Linked DNA regions of Mus musculus: region 1 is linked to region 2. Evidence: chromatin loops called from intact Hi-C (ENCODE). Cell type or tissue: heart. All regions are shown on one strand. Each heading gives the region's core, and the rest is flanking DNA. Links, peaks and the distances in the headings are about the cores only. Region 1 has its middle 19 kb from the start of Nudt4. Region 2 has its middle 12 kb from the start of Gm33336.

What was found. A loop is a pair of places that touch in the nucleus more often than their neighbours do. Peaks named below come from ENCODE experiments on the same cell type or tissue, not always from the same donor. Only the 100,000 strongest peaks of a DNase experiment are listed, where the experiment ranks them.
Region 1: it touches region 2 in a loop (2.7-fold over the local background); 2 of 42 quality-filtered maps call a loop at or near these places.

Annotation. Positions count from the first base shown.
Region 1 is chr10:95,578,355-95,587,695 of GRCm38, forward strand. No RefSeq gene overlaps it. Among named protein-coding and RNA genes, the nearest start is that of Nudt4, 19 kb to the left of the region's middle. In heart, for the core only: no CTCF peak of the experiment used is centred there; no DNase peak of the experiment used is centred there.
Region 2 is chr10:95,639,516-95,648,856 of GRCm38, forward strand. No RefSeq gene overlaps it. Among named protein-coding and RNA genes, the nearest start is that of Gm33336, 12 kb to the left of the region's middle. In heart, for the core only: no CTCF peak of the experiment used is centred there; DNase peaks (open chromatin) are centred at 2,026 and 4,666; H3K27ac peaks cover 1,479 bases.

The DNA.
Region 1 (9,341 bases), core at 928-8,927, 61 kb before region 2:
CAAGTGGCGTGCGTGCAGGCCAAACATCCATGCATATAAAATAATTTAAAACTACAAAACAAACAAACAAACAAGCAAACAAACAGAAAGTATGGACTCTGAGTCTGATTCAGTCAGCACAGTACTTTTGAAGTCAGAGAAGTAGATTCTTTCAGGTGAGCCAGGCTTTCTGTGTACATAACACACCTACTTGGGTGTATTGAACTCCCTGACTTTGAAGCCTTACCTGCATCTGTGTGCTTGCCACGAGACCTGTAGCCCAGGCTGGTTTTGAACTCATGTTCTTTCCTCACCTTCCAAGCGCTGGGCTTTCAGGCCCATGGCATTACGACCAACAGATACTTAGAATCTATAGGACTTGGATAGATGTGGAAGATGATGAAGAGTTCTAAAGAACTGTGCTGCTGGAGAGATGGCTCAGTGGTTAAGAGCACCGACTGCTCTTCTGAAGGTCCTGAGTTCAAATCCCAGCAACCACATAGTGGTTCACAACCATCCATAATGAGATCTGATGCCCTTTTCTGGGGTGTCTGAAGACAGCTACAGTGTGCTATATGTAAGCACTTCACCCATAGTGGGTGAAGCTTGGGCGGGCCAGTTTGGAGGGTTACAACTAAAGACAAAAAGCAATCTTGGAAGCTTTTCAGGACTTACATAAAGAATAGCTACTTTTCTGGCAATAAGGCATCCATATTGCATTGTTTGAAGCCTTTTCCTATGGATGCAAGAGGGTTTTGGGATGCAGAAATAAAACTTACTGGTAGCTTGCTTCAAAATGATCCAATTCATTGTTCCGTGTTGGCACTTAGAAGCTGTCACAAAGTATAAGACAAATGGCCAGCAAGTGCATACATTCAGGGACTGTCTTAGGGTTTTATTGCTGAGAAGAGACACCATGACCAAGGCAAGTCTTATAAAAGAGAACATTTAATTGGACCCGGCTTACAGTTTCAGAGGTTTAGTATTGTGGTAGTTTATTAAGTTCTACTCTGATCTCCCCGGCAGCAGCAGCACCAGTTCCTTGCCACCTGCCTAATGTTCTAGACACACACACACACACACACACACACAGACACACACACACACACGGCCTTATATTTAATATGTCTTAAACAGTGCAATGGTTGGGCACTTCCAAACCTTCTTACGGCTAACACACTCTCCACTCCGATATTCGCGAATCATTTCTTACTAAAATCTATATTCCATCCTGGCCACCCTGGGTACAGGCCTACAGCCCTCCTGGGCCACAATCTCTGATTCTTGAATGTGGACTGTCTCTCTGTCCTACAGCTCTCAGGCCTGATCTTTCTGCTCCCCTGACATGATAGTTCTAAGTCCTTCCTCTTTCCTGGGTTCCTTTGCCTAGGAAATTTAAAGCCCCACTTCTGTCTCCTTGCCTAGCCATTAGCCACCTGCAACTTTATTAATTAACTGGAGGCAGGGGCCTGTGGAGTCTTACATGCAAATTCCTGAGTAATTTGGGAACCCAATTAACATACTATAAGCAATAAACCAAATCCACACCAGTTTATTCCATTATCACACGCTCTTAACTCAGACATGAGGTACTGATAAATCCGAGAGGAGTTCTACATCTCCATCCAAAGATAGCCAGAAGGAGACTGTCTTCTGCATATAGGGGTCGGGGTAAGGGGTAGGGAGGTGTCTTTTTCCACACTGAGTGGAGCTTGACCATAGAAACCTAAAAGCCTACCCCCACAATGACACACTTTCTCCAATGAGGCCACACCTCCCAGTAGTGTCACTTCCCATGGGCCAAGCATTCAAACACATGAGTCAATGGGTCCAAACCTATTCAAACCTTCTCAAGAGGTGGGACCATTGGTACCCTGCCATGGAACTGTGGTATGGATCCAGAATAATCACACACTGTTCTTTGGGCTGATCAGGGATATCTAGCTGGAGGAAGAGGCAAGGTTCTTTGAAGCACAGTTGGGTGTCTTCGTATATTTATGTTTTCTTTAATTGCTACATGTTTGTTAAAGAAACTCAGAGGAAAAAGTAAGAAAAAAATTGAGATTATGTACAATTGGAAATTTTGTTTCTTACCTGAGGATGTGTAGTCATCTTAGTTTCCTTTTTTAAAAAAATTTTAATTAATTTTTATTTATATGAGTTCACTGTCTTCAGCTGTCATCAGACACACCAGAAGAGGGCATTGGATCCCATTACAGATGGTCGTGAACCACCTGGTGATTGACTGGGAATTGAACTCACGACCTCTGGAAGAGGCTCTTAACTACTGCACCTTTCTCCAGCCCCTTAGTTTCCTTTTTTTTTTTCTAAATTTAAAATTTATTTTATTTTATGTGGTATTTTGCCTGCATATATGAATGTGTATCATGTGCATACCTGTTGCCTACAGAAGACAGACCAGGGCATCTAATCCCCTGGGATTGGAGTCAAATGATTATGAACTGCCACGTGGGTGACAATCAAACCTGGGTCCTCTGAGAGAGCAACCAATATCCTGAAACGCTGAGCCATCTCTCTGGCCCTCTTTGCCTCTTTTGTTGTAGCTGTGAAAAGACGTTCTGCCAAAAACAATTTAGGGGAAAATGGATTTATTTTGGTTCATAGTTTAAGGTACAGGTCTGGGGTGGTAAAGAAATCAAGGCAGCAGGATTTAGAAACAGCTGGTCACATAGCATCCAAAGGAAGCAAAGAACAATAAATAAATGCATGCAGCTGCTCAGCTCTCAAGAGCCTAAAGCCAGGGAATGGCGCCACCCTCAGTGGGCAGGTCTTTCTACCTCAAGGCAATCAGGTTAGTCACTGGGTATCTCTCAGATGATTCTAGAGTCTGTTAAGTTGACAGTCAACAATAACTATGATAATATTCACTGTGTTGGTTTGAATATGCTCAGCTCAGAGAGTAGCACAATTTGGAGGTATGGCCTTGGAGTGGGTGTGATCTTGTTGAAGGATGTGTCTCACTGTGGGCAAGGGCTTTAAGATCCTCGTCCTAGCTGCCTGGAAACCAGTCTGCTAGAGGCCTTCAGATGAAGATGTAGAACTTTCAGCTCCTCCTGCACCATGCTTGTCTGGATGCTGCCATGCTCCTACCTTGATGATAATGGACTGAACCTCTGAACATGTAAGCCAGCCCCAATTAGATGTTGTCCTTATAAGACTTGCCTTGGTCATGGTGTCTGCTCACAGCAGTAAAACCCAAACGCAGACACTCACTAGATGTTCTCTCTTTCCCTGCACCCCTCTCTTTCTCAGACGACAGACTTTTCATGTAGTAGGCAAGTGCTCTGCTACTCTGCTGCACTCCCCAGTCCTTGATGAGGTTTGATAAAGTGGGCTTGGTGTCTATCTGAATCTCAGCACTTGGAGACTGAGGCAGGAGAATCCTGAGTTCCAGGTCAAGCTAGGCTATATAGGGAACACTGTCTTAAAACGAACAAACATTCCAAGCCAAACCAAACCCACAAGCAATCCTTCTGTCTTCAAAGGCCATACATCAAGATTGGAGGGGCACTACTCCCACTCCAGAAAGTTCCCTCAATCCTTTCGACACAATCCCCACTCATTGTCTCCAACCTCTCAGACTGCCGCTGTCTTCATTTCTGTCACTACAGATTGCCTTTGCCTATTCGCACGAATAAAAATAGTTTTATATTTTGCTTTTTAAACCTAGCAATGTGAACAATTTCTACCTCAATGTTTATCTACTACTCTTTATTTCCCTTCTCTTCCCTTCCTTCTTTTTTCTTGTTTTGAAATAGGATCTTACTCTGCAGCCTATGATAGCCCCAAACTCAGAGCAATTCTGTCTCAGTCTCTCAAGCGCTATGTCATAGGTCTATGCCCACAATATCACTTTCAATTGAAAAGTAATATTGCTTCTGTGTGTGCTCTAACATGCACACATACTCAAACTCACACACTCACCCACACCCACACCCACCAACACACACACATATACCCATGCACATATTCACTTACCCTACACACATACACACACTCACACATACACCCACACATACTCACACACACACTCACACACACACTCATACCCACACACCCATACACCCACTCACACACCCACACACACCCATACACACACACACACACACACACACACACACACACACACACACACACACAGATCCACACCTGCACACCAATCAGTTTCTCACTGTTGGGGATTGGCTTCATCTGTCCTTTCTCTGTCACCTTCCTTCCATTCTACTTGACACACAGCACTGTTACCAATATCTTTATGGGTACATTTTTGCACACGGGCTTGTTTCTGTAGGCGGCACTCCTAAAACTGGAATTTCTATGTCAATAAATGGACATCTCAAACCATATTGCTAAAAGACACCCAGAACGACTATCTCCAGACACCTCAGAATTACTCTTGAGTTTGGGGCTATCACAGTCTACATAGAAATTTCCAGGTCAGCCTGGGCTACATCATATCACAAAACAAGAAAGAGAAAGAAGGGAAAGAGTTGTTTTTCGACACTGTGACAAACCCTCAGTTGAGGATGGGTGGGAGTCTTTGTTGCTAGTCTATTTCATATTTTAAATGTGGCAATTGATTTTAATCTATATTTCTCTTATTACTAGTGGGGTTGAACACTTTCAACTGAGGAAAGTTTCACCATGTCACTTTACAGTGGAAAATGGTCTTTTTTTTTTTAAATAAACTTTCTAATGATCAATAATCTGCTCATGGAAAATTGTGATCAGACTGAAGACAGGAAGATAAAAATAGAACAATTTGGAAAGCTGCAAGCTGAACTTTGTTTCAATTTTATTTTTAGCCAATGACCTCTTCTATAATCTTGTTTTTAAAATAGCTTTTGCTGTTTTAGACAATCATTTTATTTACTTTCAGAAAGACTTTGATTCTGCTTGAGGGAAAAATAAATGTAGTCAGACAGAGAGAGCCACAAAGCTGGTGCCCGGGCAGCCCCTTGCCCTCAGTAAGTCCAACATCAAAATCCGAATCTGTGTGCCAAATCCCTGCATAGGCTGGTCCCATCTTCCTATTTCCCTGTCATTTAACTTCAAACCGTAATTAACATCAATAAGATATGGTTATCTTGCCTGATGGTTTCCACAGAACCTTGGGCATTTTAGTGTATTTGTGTGTCTGTGCTCATGCGTGAGTGTGGAGGTGAGAGTCAACAGCAAGCCTCTTCCTTAGCTGCTCTCCATCTTACTTTCTGAGACAAGGTCTCTCACTGAACTTGGAGTTCACTGATTGGCTAGAGTAGACGGCCAGTGAGTTCTGGATTCACCTATCTCTCCTCCTGGTGTTTGTCCTGTGTTGTGTCCCATTTGGTCCCTCCCCCCCCCCCCCCCCCACACACACACTGGAGTTACAGGTGTTTGTCACCATGCCTGTCTTTTACATGGGGGCCTGGGGATATGAACTCAGGTTCTGATGTTTATATGGCAAGACTTTTCCTGCCTGAGCCCTTTCCTTCGGCCCATGAATTAGGTTTTAAAGGAAATAAGAAGCCACCAAAGCTTTACTTATGGCTTAGTTGGATTTTGAGGTCCTTGGTAGAATGTGGGGTTTGATTAAATACCTCAAGGTTTCATTTAAGACACAAAACTCGGGGCTGGAGACATGGATCCCCACAGGCTGCTCTTCGAAAGGACATGGGTTCAATTCTTAGCACCTGTTGTGTCAATCCACAACTGTCTCTACCTCCAAGATCTTACAGCCTCATGCAGACATACATGCAGGCAAGACACCAGTGCACATGAACTAAAAATAAATTATTTTAAGAAAGTTTAAAAAAGACACTAAACCCATAAAATAAAAATTATTGTTGTGACTCAAAATGTTAGCAACAAGATTAACGTTGGTACCTTCAGCTAATTACTTTTTCTTTGTTGTTTTTGTTTTCTGCCACCTACTCCCACTCCTACACAGAGTTCCTTTGTGTAGCTCTGGCTGTCCTAGAAATCCATCTATAGACCAGGCTGGCTTCAAACTCAGAGCTCCACCTGCTTCTGCCTCCCAAGTACTGAGATTAAAGGTTTGTGCCACCGTCACCTGGGTTTTGTTTTCTATCTTGTAAAGGGGGGATAATAATAATGTGCATCTTTTTTGGGGTGCAACAGTAAAAGACAAATAGAAAGCTCTTAGATCACTGTCTGACCTAGAAAATATCCATGGCAAATAGTGGCTGCTCTTTCTTCTTCTTCTTCTTCTTCTTCTTCTTCTTCTTCTTCTTCTTCTTCTTCTTCTTCTTCTTCCTCTTCCTCTTCCTCTTCCTCTTCCTCTTCCCCTTCTCCTCCTCCTCCTCCTCTTCCTCTCCCTCCTCCTCTTCCTCCTCCTCCTCTTCCTCCTCCTCCCTCTCCTCCTCTTCCTCCCCCTCCTCCCCCTCTCCCCCTCCCCTCCCCCTCTCCTTCTTCTTCTTCTCTGCTCCTCCTCCTCCTCCTTTTTCTTTCTTCTTCTTTACAACTCAATGGAGAATACATAGCATCAAATGAACAGAGCCATGGCTCTGTCCTTCATCAACCCACTCTAATACATACTTAAAACTTTGAAACTGATAGTTTATATTATCAAGTAAACAAAATTCTAACTTCCTCATTCTACCTGGGTGGACATAGTCAACAACTCTCCATAGATTCTTCCTCAGAACTAAACTGCCTTCTCAAGTTGGTGGATGCTTAAGTCATGTAGTAACCAAATGGTCTGGGTATCCTGACTTTCCCAGGGTCATGGACTAAAAAGAGAAACAGATAACTTATGAGTTGCTTCAGTATGTTCAGAATAGATGCTGGGCCTGGAGATCAAAGAGCTTATAGAGAGGGACTGGGGTCATAGCCTGGCCGTAAAGCATGTGCTTGGCATGCAAGCAGCCCTGAGTTTAATCTCTAGCAGCAGCAACAACAACAAGAACAGCACACACACACACATACACACACACACACACACACACACACACACACAGAGAGAGAGAGAGAGAGAGAGAGAGAGAGAGAGAGAGAGAGCTTTCAGAGGAAAAAGGTAAGAGAGGAGCCCCTGAAGTAACTTGATAATATTCTCCTCTGTAGCCATAAGACTTAGGGGTGTTACTTCTGTTGGTTGCCTTGGGCGATTTTTCTGGGGGTGGGAAGTGGGAGGGGTGTTTGATTTTTTTTTTAAATGAGCTCCACTGTGACCTCACTGTCTGTCTCAGTAGTGATGTGCAGGGGTTTGATTCTGATTTTGTACCTCCTACTCTGATAACAGTAATTTGCCAGTCCACCTGGAGTTCTCAAAATAGACAGGCTCCGTAGAATTGCTGGATGCATTACACATGAGCCTACTGCAGAACATGAGATGGATGTAGCAGGCGGAGTGGAGCGCCTGTCTGTAAACCCAGAACTTAGGAGGTAAAAGACCGGGAGTTCAAGGTCATCCTTAGCCAGTTCTCAAGTTCCAAACCAGCTTGGGCTAGGTCAAACCCAGAACAAACAAATGAGTGCATGCAAATTTTAAAAGAGACAAGGTGTCCAGCTGCGATTTCTTAAATTTTGTTTTGTTTTGTTTTGGTTTTTGGTTTTTGGAGACAGGGTTTCTCTGTGTAGCCCTGGCTGCCCCGGAACTCACTCTGTAGACCAGGCTGGCCTCAAACTCAGAAATCCACCTGCCTCTGCCTCCCAAGTGCTGGGATTCAAAAGCGTGCGCCACCACTACCTGGCTGATATCTTCAATTTTAAAAGAAATTTCCAGTAATGAAAATATCATAATGCTTCTAAATGTGTTAACATGAAAGATAGGTTAAGGGTTTTTTGGTTTGTTTGTTTTTGTTCATTTGGAGCCAAATGTTAATATATGTTAATATGTTAAATATAAAAATCTACTACTCTAAAAGGGAATCTCTCTCCATATATACATATATATACACATGCATATATACATCTAAATATATAGTTATCATCTATATCTCCAACTATCCATCTATCAATTTATCTATCCATCTATCTATCTATCCATCCATCTATCCATCAAACCATCCATCCAACCATCTATCTATCTATCTATGTACCTATGTATCTATGTATCTATCTATGTATCTATGTATCTATGTATCTATGTATCTATGTATCTATCTATCTATCTATCTATCTATCTATCTATCTATCTATCTATCCATCCATCCATCCATCCATCCATCTATCTATCTATCTATCTATCTATCTATCTATCTATCTATCTACCTACCTATCTATCATTCCTAGAGTAATGTTCTTCAGGCACCATCCACCAGTTTTTTTAAAAGATGGTTTCTCACTGGCCTAGAACCTGTGGACTAGGACTGGGCCAGTGAACACCAAGGACCCTCCCATTTCTGCTTCCCCAGAACTGGGTTTAAAAGCACAGGCACACTTTTAAAGTAGGTACTGGGAACTGAGTTCAGGACCTTGTACTGGCCAGCAAGTACTTTATGGAGTGAGCTTATCTCCCCAGTGCATTAATGTACTTTAGTATTTCAGAAGATTAATCAGGCAGGTACTTTTGAAGGGTTGTACCTGTTTATCTTCATCCTTTGCTTTGGCAGTGTAGTGGATGTCATTCAGGGCTTGGCGAATGCTAGGGTCTACCTCTGATCTACATGCCAAGAGAATCGTAGGTCATTTTCTCTTTCTTTCTTTTGTTTGTTTTTGTTTTTTTTGTTTTGTTTTGTTTTGTTTTGTTCTTGATTTTTAGAGACAACATTTCTGTGTGTAGCTTTGGCTATCCTGGAATTGGCTCTATAGATTAGACTGACCTCGAACTCATAGAAATCCACTTGGCTCTGCCTTCAAAGTGCTGGGACTAAAGACATGTGCCACCACCATTTCTTACTGGAAAACAATGTATTTAGGGAAATTAGAACAAGAGTATGTGGAATTTTTAGTTTTTCTGTTCTACAGTGTTGCAGTAGGCTCAAAAACACATTTTGTTTTTATTGTTTTGCTGTGTACTAAGGTTTGAACCCAGTGTCTTGTTCACTCTAGGTGCATCCATCTCAAAACTCTTCTAAAAGATACACAGTATTTCTTCCTTAGCATCACTAAAGTTTTAGCCATTTTTTTTGAAAGCTTGTGATAAAAACAAGACTGTTATTTAGTTTGCGTTTATGGTGTGAGAACTTATTGTTATTGTTATACAGGAGGTAATGACTGGGTTTCATTGTGTAAAGCGCCAAGAGAAAGCATCTTTTAAAATCAGAAGTCGTCTGATGGAAGAACAATGCTTTGAGTTAGATTTGATCTCTGCGTAATGGTCTTTTGTTTGAGAGAGTGCAGTTTAGAGTAATTGAAAAAGAACCCTACCCGCTGCTTTCTCCAACATGTAATTGAATTTC
Region 2 (9,341 bases), core at 824-8,823:
CCTGTCTGCACCCTTGACACTGGCTCTTCCTGGGTCTCCAGCCTTACCTCTACCAGGCTTCAGACTTAGACTAGAGCTCAGTCATCAACTGTCCTGTATCACCAGCTTGCTGACTCACTCGCAGGTCCCAGAACTGGCCGGTCTCTGTAACCATGGGAGCCAATTGCTCACCATAAACCTTTGTATACATACCTGAAGGTAAACACATACACAAATCCATTTGCTTAGGTCGCTGGTTTGGGGCTACATATCTTGATTTGAGATCACACACACTGTATTGATTTTCCTTCCTTGGAAATTCTTGATTGACGCATTCAATGACTATTGATTGAATGATGTATAGACCCATGGGTCTGGGCTCTCAGCCAGAGATGGAGCGTGAATAAGACACTCTAGCTTCCGGTCCTTAGAGAGTTTGTACTTAGATGGGTGGGAGGGGCTTAGCCATATCACTACAAATAATTAATGAAAATTACAATAAGTACCACAGCAAAAACATACAGATAGCTGCCGGCTGGTGTGGCTCTCCAGTCCCAGGTACTCAAGAGACTGAGATAGGAAGTTTTCACCACAGCAGCTGAAGGCCAGTCTGGACAACGTGGTGACACTTTGTCTCAAAAGAATTAGTGAAAATAGAAAGAGCTGAAGCACACAAGGGAAGGGCCTTCACCTACTTTGGGTTTCAACGAGACTGTAACAAGAGAGCTCTGTGTGTGTGTGTGTGTGTGTGTGTGTGTGTGTGTGTGTGTGTACGGAAGGAATGTGGTAGGAAGGAGTGACTGGTTAGTATCCTAAGTGAGGTAGTAGCTTGTTCAGCTTCCTTAGTGGGGACATCGACTTGGTCAGCTTGATGCTCTAGAAAGGAAAGAAGACAGTTGTAGGAATTCAAAGGGACGAAGTTAGGCCAACCCACAGGCTATTTGTTCCCTTCTTGATCCCTGGGGAAAAGCCCGTGGAAGACTGCGTTAAGCACTTGGTAGAATTCTCCATCCTAGCTTGGGACTTGCTTTTTGGGTGTTCTAAAATTATGAGTTCAATCTCCTTAATGGTTATAGGAATATTCAAGTATTTGAATTATTGGGTAAATTGTGCTGTTTTTTTTTGAGTGATAGTTTTCTTTTTGTTTGGGAGAGTGGGCATGTACCCGGCCTCAGAACACTGGGATGGCTTCTTGGTGCCAGAGACCTTGTTGATCTAAAGTGTAGTCTTGTGCAGGGCCTGAGGTCAGTTACAGTCATCACATTACTGTTCTTCAGCTCTGCATGTCCCCCAAGCAGAGAGACAAGCAAGTCAGGGATATGCATTCCTGGTTCTCAGAGTATTGTAGGGAGATAGCGACGGAGATGGCAATGAAAAGTGCCCTCAGATCCTCGTCTTGGTCACTGCATCAGCGAGGATCTGCCGCTGCATGGAGCCATTACCACTGAAAGGCACTCTGTGTATGTGTATGTTTATGTACACAATACTCTCACATACATTTTGTTTATGTGTATGTATATGCACACATACACATTATATATACATTATATGCACACACACATATTCTGTATATGTGTATGTATATGCACATACACACTCTATATGTGTAGGTATATGCACACACACTCTGTGTATGTGTATGTGATACAGTCACATACATGCTGTAATATGCATGTATATACACACACATTGTATATGTGTATGTACATGCACATACTACCACACACTCTGAATATATGTATAGATATGCACATACACTCACACGTGCACACACTCTCACATGCACTCTGCATATAGTGCATATATCACTTTCTTAAATTGTGGGTTGCACCTGCACTTTGAATTATGTAACTGGATGTAAGGTTTATGTAAAATTTGGTAAAAGTAAAGGTTTCTGACCATGTAACAACTGCAAATTAGCTCCACATCAAATGCATACTGAATCTTAGACCTTTCTTGTAGGGCTGCCAGTGTTGTATCAAATGACTTCAATGCAGCTGGCTATGACCACGGCATGCTCCTGTGCACTGTGCATGCCGTCCCGACTCTCAGTGCCAACCTAGCTATTTTAATACCTTGGCCCAGCTCTGAGACTACTGTATGCTCTGAAGTACAGTATTTTCACCGCACACACATTTTCTTTTTTGCTCTCATAGAAACATAATGGTTTAATTATAGAAAAAGTCTCCTTTATTCCTGCCACTACTCTTTAGCATGTATCAAATCCGCCTGTCTGTCTGTGGGTTGTATTGTGTTAGAGTGGAATTGCTGTTTAAATTGCTGACTTGAATTTTGTAAGCAGTCATTAAGTGGGCTTTGGCTTGGGAGTAAAACATTTCCAACAATTTTTGCAGTGGCTTTTTGCAGAATACAGTATGTCATTTTGTACTATACGTTTGTATGAAGAGGTATCAGTGATTATGCAGTGAAAATTTCTATCAGCTCAGAAGAATGTCAAGATGTTCTTTGTTCTGCAATATAAAGTATGCAGCCAAAATTTAAATCATTCTGTAAAAATAAACATTCATTTTATCAGCATGCAAATTTACTTTCATCTTGAGGAAATGATAAACTTATGTGTATCAAAGAATTATTTTAAAATAAAGGTATGACTTTATATCAGTAAATGTTTGATATGTGTACCTATTTTATACACTTGTATAGCTAAGGTCTGATAAAAATTTATTGGGTGAAAGAAGTTGCCAGTGAAAGAAGTTTAAGCCTTGGTGTGTGTGTGTGTGTGTGTGGTGTTTATGTGTGTATGTATATATGGGGTGTGTGTGTGTGTGTGAGTGAGAGAGAGAGAGAGAGAGAGAGAGAGAGAGAGTGTGTGTGTGTGTTGGACTTGGCAGGAGATATAGGTGAGGACACATTATCTTCTGGGAACAGAATTCCAGAATGTTTCCTAATTTAGAAATTGTTTTAGTACTGGCCCCTGGAAACCTAGTTGTAAATAAAACTTTACTCTTCCAAGTTGAAACCAAATGGATCGAGCATGGCCTTTTTGAGATATTTATCTTCACTGTTTTTGGGAAACCCCTGTTCTGGATTTTTCAGAAATGCCTGTGTTTTAAGTAATTTCATCTCCTTAAACAAAAACATTTCTTAGTTAAAAAATATAATTTAAAAATTTAAATAAATATACAAGTCCAGAAAAATATGGCAGAAGGCTGACCACCCCTCAGATTCTTATTTTTCCATGTTGGCAATGTAGCAACTTTCATTTCTTTTCATTTTATAGTTTATTTATTTGTAGTTCAGAGGATTGAACCCAGGCCTCATGAATGTTAGGCAAGTTTCACCTTTAACCCTGGCATTACTTAAAGCGAACAATAATAAACTACTGTGAAACAGGCGCTTGCCTAAGTGTTTACAAACAAACCAACAACCAACCAAACAAAAAACTAAAAGCAACAAGAACCCTTGTTCTGTGTAAAACCATATTCAGGAAATAGTAGTGTTTTCTTCAGCTTACAGATGAGCTAATACACATTTAGAGAAACTAACTAAGTCACTTAAAGTCATAGAGCCAGCCAGTAGGGGAAACTGAGTTAGAGCATTTCATGCGGCGTTAGAGCAGGAAATCTAGTAGAAATATTGTGAGTGATAGCAGGAACTTCAAAAGGGAAAACGAAAGAGACTTTACTTTTAATGATTTTATTTAACCTGACAAGAGCAGAGCATTATCATTTGAACAGGTAGGTCGTCCACACCCAGGTTACACTTGAACTCCTCAAGTTCTTTCTGCTACACCTCCCAGCTGGAGACTAAGCTTTCAGGAAGGACTTCCGGAAGAGCTGGGTTCCTGGCCCCCTTTGGCAGAGTGCTTGCTTAGTGTACCTGAAGTCCTGGCTCCCATTCCTGATGTGACATAAAACAAATAGCTCACACTTGTAAGCCCAACACTTGGGAGGCTGAGGCAGGAGAATTGCTATGAGTGTGAGGTTAGCTTGGACCACAGCGTGAGTCCTTATCTGTAAAACAAACAAACAACAAAACTGACAATTGGTGTGGCTGCTCACACTTACAAATCCAGTATTTAGAAGGCAGATAAGGGGGATCAGAAATTCAAGGGCCCAGCTTGTATACATGAGATCTTGTCTCAAAACAAAACCTCCAAATTTCATTTATACTTATATTTTATAAAACTTATACTGAAAAGTCAATAATATGTATATTATATGTAGTATATATAAAATATATACACTCAAGTTATAAGATTTCTCCAGTGACTAAATATATCTTCAAATTAACGTTTAAATTATAATGTAATTTAAAAAGTCTTTCTTGATCACCAAAGCCATATTTCAAGTGCTCATTCAGTCATGAGTGAGCTGCCTAGAGCCTGAATTCAGCTTTCTGTGGCTGGCTGAATCTCAGGGGAGTAAGCTTATGCCACAGCCAGAGAGAGGAAGAAAATGTGTGGGTGAAGGGAAAGCCAGTGTCAGGCTTTCCTTTTGGCTGTCATGAAAGTTCCAGTGAGTTCTGGAGTGCTAGGTAGCCAGGGAGGGAAGCTAGGCATGTTTCTCTTCACTTTTCAGAATGTATCTTGTGAGTTTCCTAGCAATCCTGGCTCTTCAGAGGAGAGTGCCAGCTCTCAAAGTAGAACCGATTAGAGCCAAGTAGAAATGGCCACGAGCTTTTAAGAGACAGCTCATCTGTTGGGCACGCTGTGAGGCCACTGGCTATGTCCCTGTGATGGTTAGTCACTCAGTACAGGGTCCAAAGTCAAGGCCAGATCGTCTACAGCAAACACTAGAGTCTAAAAAGATCTTGGGTCAGATAAGGAGGCGCATGACTTAATTCCCAGGACTCTGGAGGCAGAGGCTGGTAGATGGCTGTGACTTCAAGTCTTTTCCTGTTCACAGAGTTTCAGGCCAGCCAGGGCTTCATAGGGAGGGCATGTCTCCAAAAAAGCCTTGGATTTATTCTTGCGGTTGTTCATGAGTGTTGTTAGGTTTGGCATATGTTCTGAGATGGCTCTGGTGCTAGCCTTTTGTTTTGTTTTTTGTTTTTGTTTTTCAAAACATGGCTTCTCTGTGTAGCTCTCACTGTCCTAGAACTCAGTCTATAGATCAGGCTAGCCTTGAACTCTGAGACCCACCTGCCTCTGCCTCCCAAGCTAAGATTAAAGGTATGAGCCACCACCATCCAGTGTGGTGCTGGCCTTTTAAATTCATGTTTATTGCACAGCAGTAAATCACTTAATGAGCCTCTTCAGATATAAAAATGTACTTTTTGTTATTTCTGCCAGGAATTAGAGAGTAGTTTCAGGTTTAGAAAATCATCTTATGGAGCTGAGGAGATGGCTCAGTGGCTAAGGACATGGACTGCTCTCCCCGAGGACTTGAGTTTGATTCCCAGCACCCACATGGCAGCTCAGAACAGGCTGTAACCCCAGCTTCAGAGGACCCCATGCCTTTTGTGGTAGCTGTGGGCACCAGCCATGCAAGTGGCATGCAGACATAAAATAGCCATTCAGATAAAATAAAATTTGATTAAAAATAAACTTCAGGGCTAGGGAAACAGCTAAGTAGTAAAGAACTTTATGAATGTGCCAAAGTCCTGTGTTCTATCTTCAGCAACACACACACACACACACACACACACACACTCAACTTATGAAAGATACATTATTTAATAACACACACACTCAAGGTACATTATTAAATATTAATATTTCAATTTAATACCAGAACGATTAGTTTTAATTGTCAACTTGTCACAGTCGGTTATCACCTGGACACTCAAGTGAGGTTGTATTGGTTACATTGCTTGAGATGAGAGGGTCTGCCCACTGTGGGCAGCACCATTCCCTAAGTTTGAGACCTAGACTGTGTAAGAGTAAAGAAAGCAAGCTGAGTATTAAACATGCATGCTTTCACTTCTATCTGATTTTGCCTTTGGATGTGTTAGGTTCTTCAAGTTTCTGCCTTGACTTCCCCAAATGATAGATTATAACCCTTAATTATAAGCCAAACAAATCTTTTCTTCATAAGGTTGCTTTAGTTAGGGTATTTATTTATTTATTTAGTTAGTTTTTTTGAGACAGAGTTTCTCTGTTGCCCTGGCTGTCCTGGAACTTACTCTGTAGACCAGGCTGGCCTTGAACTCAGAAATCCACCTGCCTCTACCTCCCAAATGCTGGGACTAAAGGTGTGCACCACCACTGCCCGGCTAAGTCAGTGTATTTTAATTGCATCGACTCCTTTTTTTGGAGACAGGGTCTCTCACTGGGTCCTATAGTTCACCAAATAGCCTAGGTTTGGGGGGATGTTTCTTATTTTGTGTTGGACCACATTCATAGCATCCTTGGACTGTGGGTAGGATATGCCTGGAGGAAGATCAATGAGCCACCACACCTGTCTTCTTTTTAAACTCCAATGCCTCCTCCTTATTTTTAAATTCTACAGAAGGGTTTTGATGAGCTAAGCTCCCCATGGCCTTGCATTTGCTCTGAAGCTCAGAGAAGACTTGAATTAAGGGTTCTTCTTCCTTAGCTCTGGGGTAGCTGTGGGTAACAGACCCAAGTCTCCAAGTCCTGGGGTTCGTACTTGTTCTTTAATTGAATATTTTTTTATGTTACTTGTTTATGTGTGTGTCTATATGTATGCACATGCCCTCTGTCATGTGGAGGTCAGAAGACATCTTTTGGGATTTGGTTCTCTTGTTCTACTTAGTGGGACTCAGGATTTGAACTCAAGTCCTCGAAGTTGACAAGAAGTGTCTTCATCTGCTGAGCCATTTGGCTCTTTAATTTAAAAGATGATGATGGTGATGGTGATGATGATGGTGGTGGTGGTGTGTTTACATTGTCCAGGGTTCAAACTCATGCTGTCAGGACTGGACAGAGAGGCCCTAGATACAAAGATAGATATGTCCTAAATCCCGTGTCCTCAGTAAGACTGTGGCAAGGAAAGCTAAGAATGAGCTCTTGGCTTGGTGTGGGGGCTCACACTAATCCAGCATTTAGAAGGCGGAAGCAGGAAGATCGTGAGTTTCAGGCTAGTCTTGGGCCACATAGAGAGTTCAGTCTAGGCTACTTTAAGACATCGTAGTGTAAGAGAAAGATCTTCTGGGGGTCAGCTTCCTGTCTCGCCTTTCCTGGGCATGCTGAAGCAGTCATTCACAAATTCCCGACCCAGTAAGCATTCAGTGTCCATTTTGACACAGGCTTTCTCTGGGACTGCCTTGTTGGCCCGGTTGGCTCCTGATTTATAATCCCTGTCTTCAGCGCCCCAGGTATGACCTGGTGTTCTTTCTCCGGGGCCCCACGCCTTGTCTCACACAGGACTCTGGCCACCGTTCTCTGGGGAATCTGTACTTTTGTACTTTAATACAATACCACATGTTGCGGTGACCCTTCAACTATAAAACTTGGTTGTTGCTATTGCTTAACTGTAATTTTGCTATTGTTATGAATTGTAAGGTAAGCATTCTGTGTTATCCGATGGTCTTGGGTGACCCTTGTGAGAAGGTCGAACGACCCTGAGGGGATTGTGACCCATAGGTTGAGAATCCTGGCTTTAGGGACAAACAGGAAGTGCCTAGGACATCTCTCTTGAGAGCCTGGAAATACACGAGGTGTGTGCCTACGGTGGGTGGTAGAATCGGGGATTTTTCTTGGAGAGGATTTGGACCAAATCCTGAGGCAGATTCACATATTAGATTCACTGACAGAGTCGAGAGAGTATATCATAGACTAAATTCCATACACGCCCTTAAAAATCCCCCAGAGATTAGCTGGGAGATGAGAAAACACTGGCTCTGGCTGATAAGACCACGCTCTGTGGGTCACCCAGCTCTGCAGACCTGGCTCTGCCCGGGGAACGTGAGGAAGGAAGGACGCCTGCTTAAGAGGCGGGGATTTCAGTGTGTGGAAATGACTCTGGATTTTCTACACAAGTGCTCAATTGTCTCTCGCCTCATCTCTAAGAGTCACCTGTGACCATGAGGAGAGAAGGTGACAGTATAAAAGGTTCATTATTTTCGTTCTTTTCTCTCTGAAAACTATCACTCCACAGTTTGATTCTCCCTGATTCAAGGAGAAAAATGAGATCCGAGGGAAGTTTTGAGCTGTTTTGGCTTTCCCTCTCTAACTGTCCTGGCTCTCGGGTGGAGGGCAGTGGAAATGTACAGTGGGGCTGAGAGCCACTCTGTGCCACACAGCCCAGCTTCCTCCTTGTTCCTTCTGCTCCTCTCTCCCCTCCCCTCCTCATTTTTTACTCTTTCTCTAGGGATCAAGCTCTGTCTCCTGCTCTCTCAAATGCAAACTAACAGCGCTATGACAAAACTAAGGTGGGCTAAATGAATGGGCTAGAATGAAAACCTGTGTAGAAAAACAAAGACAAAAACGCTTGAGAAAAACTGAATTGAGCAGAGTCTGATGAACACGGGACTGTGCCGACCGAGACTGAGAGGTTCAGTGGGTTCAGCTCCACAGCCTGGGCAGGCTGCGTTTGTGGACAGAGATGGGAATCGAGGTATCAGATCGGCTCTGCTGGGGACGACAGACATGGGCTTCATTCAAGCTGTCGACTAATGCAAACTCAGAGGCTGTAAAAATGATTTGGTAATTTACTTTGGAATCTCAATTTGGGAGACACAGACTCATCTAGCTCGGATTCAGTGTCTCAGAGTTCTAGGCAATAGGGGCTTCTGCGAGGTACTGAGTATGGTGGTGAGGACCATGCCGAGGACAGAAGACAAGGAACGGAATGTCTAAGTGGAACGGAAATGTCCGTAAACCACAGGCCCAATACCATTTTGGTGTGCACCTTGAGCCTGTGGGTACACAGTAATTGTCTGGTTCTTCCAGACACGGTGGTCAGGGGTTGGGGTGAAAAAAAATTCACATTCCTAGGCAGTAAGTAGCTTGAGCTGAATCAGTCCCGTCCCTCCTACAAGGAACAAAGTTCTTCCCAGGTTGCTTTCTCCGTAATTGTTATCCCCACGGGATGTCCTCCAATTATTTGGTGGTGGTCTGTAATTGGCTGAAGTCTGGCTGTTGTGATTGGCTGGCTGAGCGTCAAGAGTACACAAAGGTTTTTGCCTGTGCTAGGTTTTCCATTACACTACAGTAGGTCGAAGTTCCGTTGGATGGAATTATCCTCAGGGCAAATTTAGCTGAATTTATAAACGCAAAGCAAAGTGGGTGGGTAGGTACAGCGGGAGAGCACGTGCTTTGGCCGCGTTAGCATTTCTCATGAAGTTCCTGTGTTCCTCACCTATGGAAACAATGACTGCCTTTCAGAGTTTCATTAGGAACAATAGAGACATCTGTACAGGACTGAACCTGTGTCTACAGTAAAAAACACTCAAGAGACTCAAGAGATTTAATCCTTTTTTTTTTTTTTTTTTGA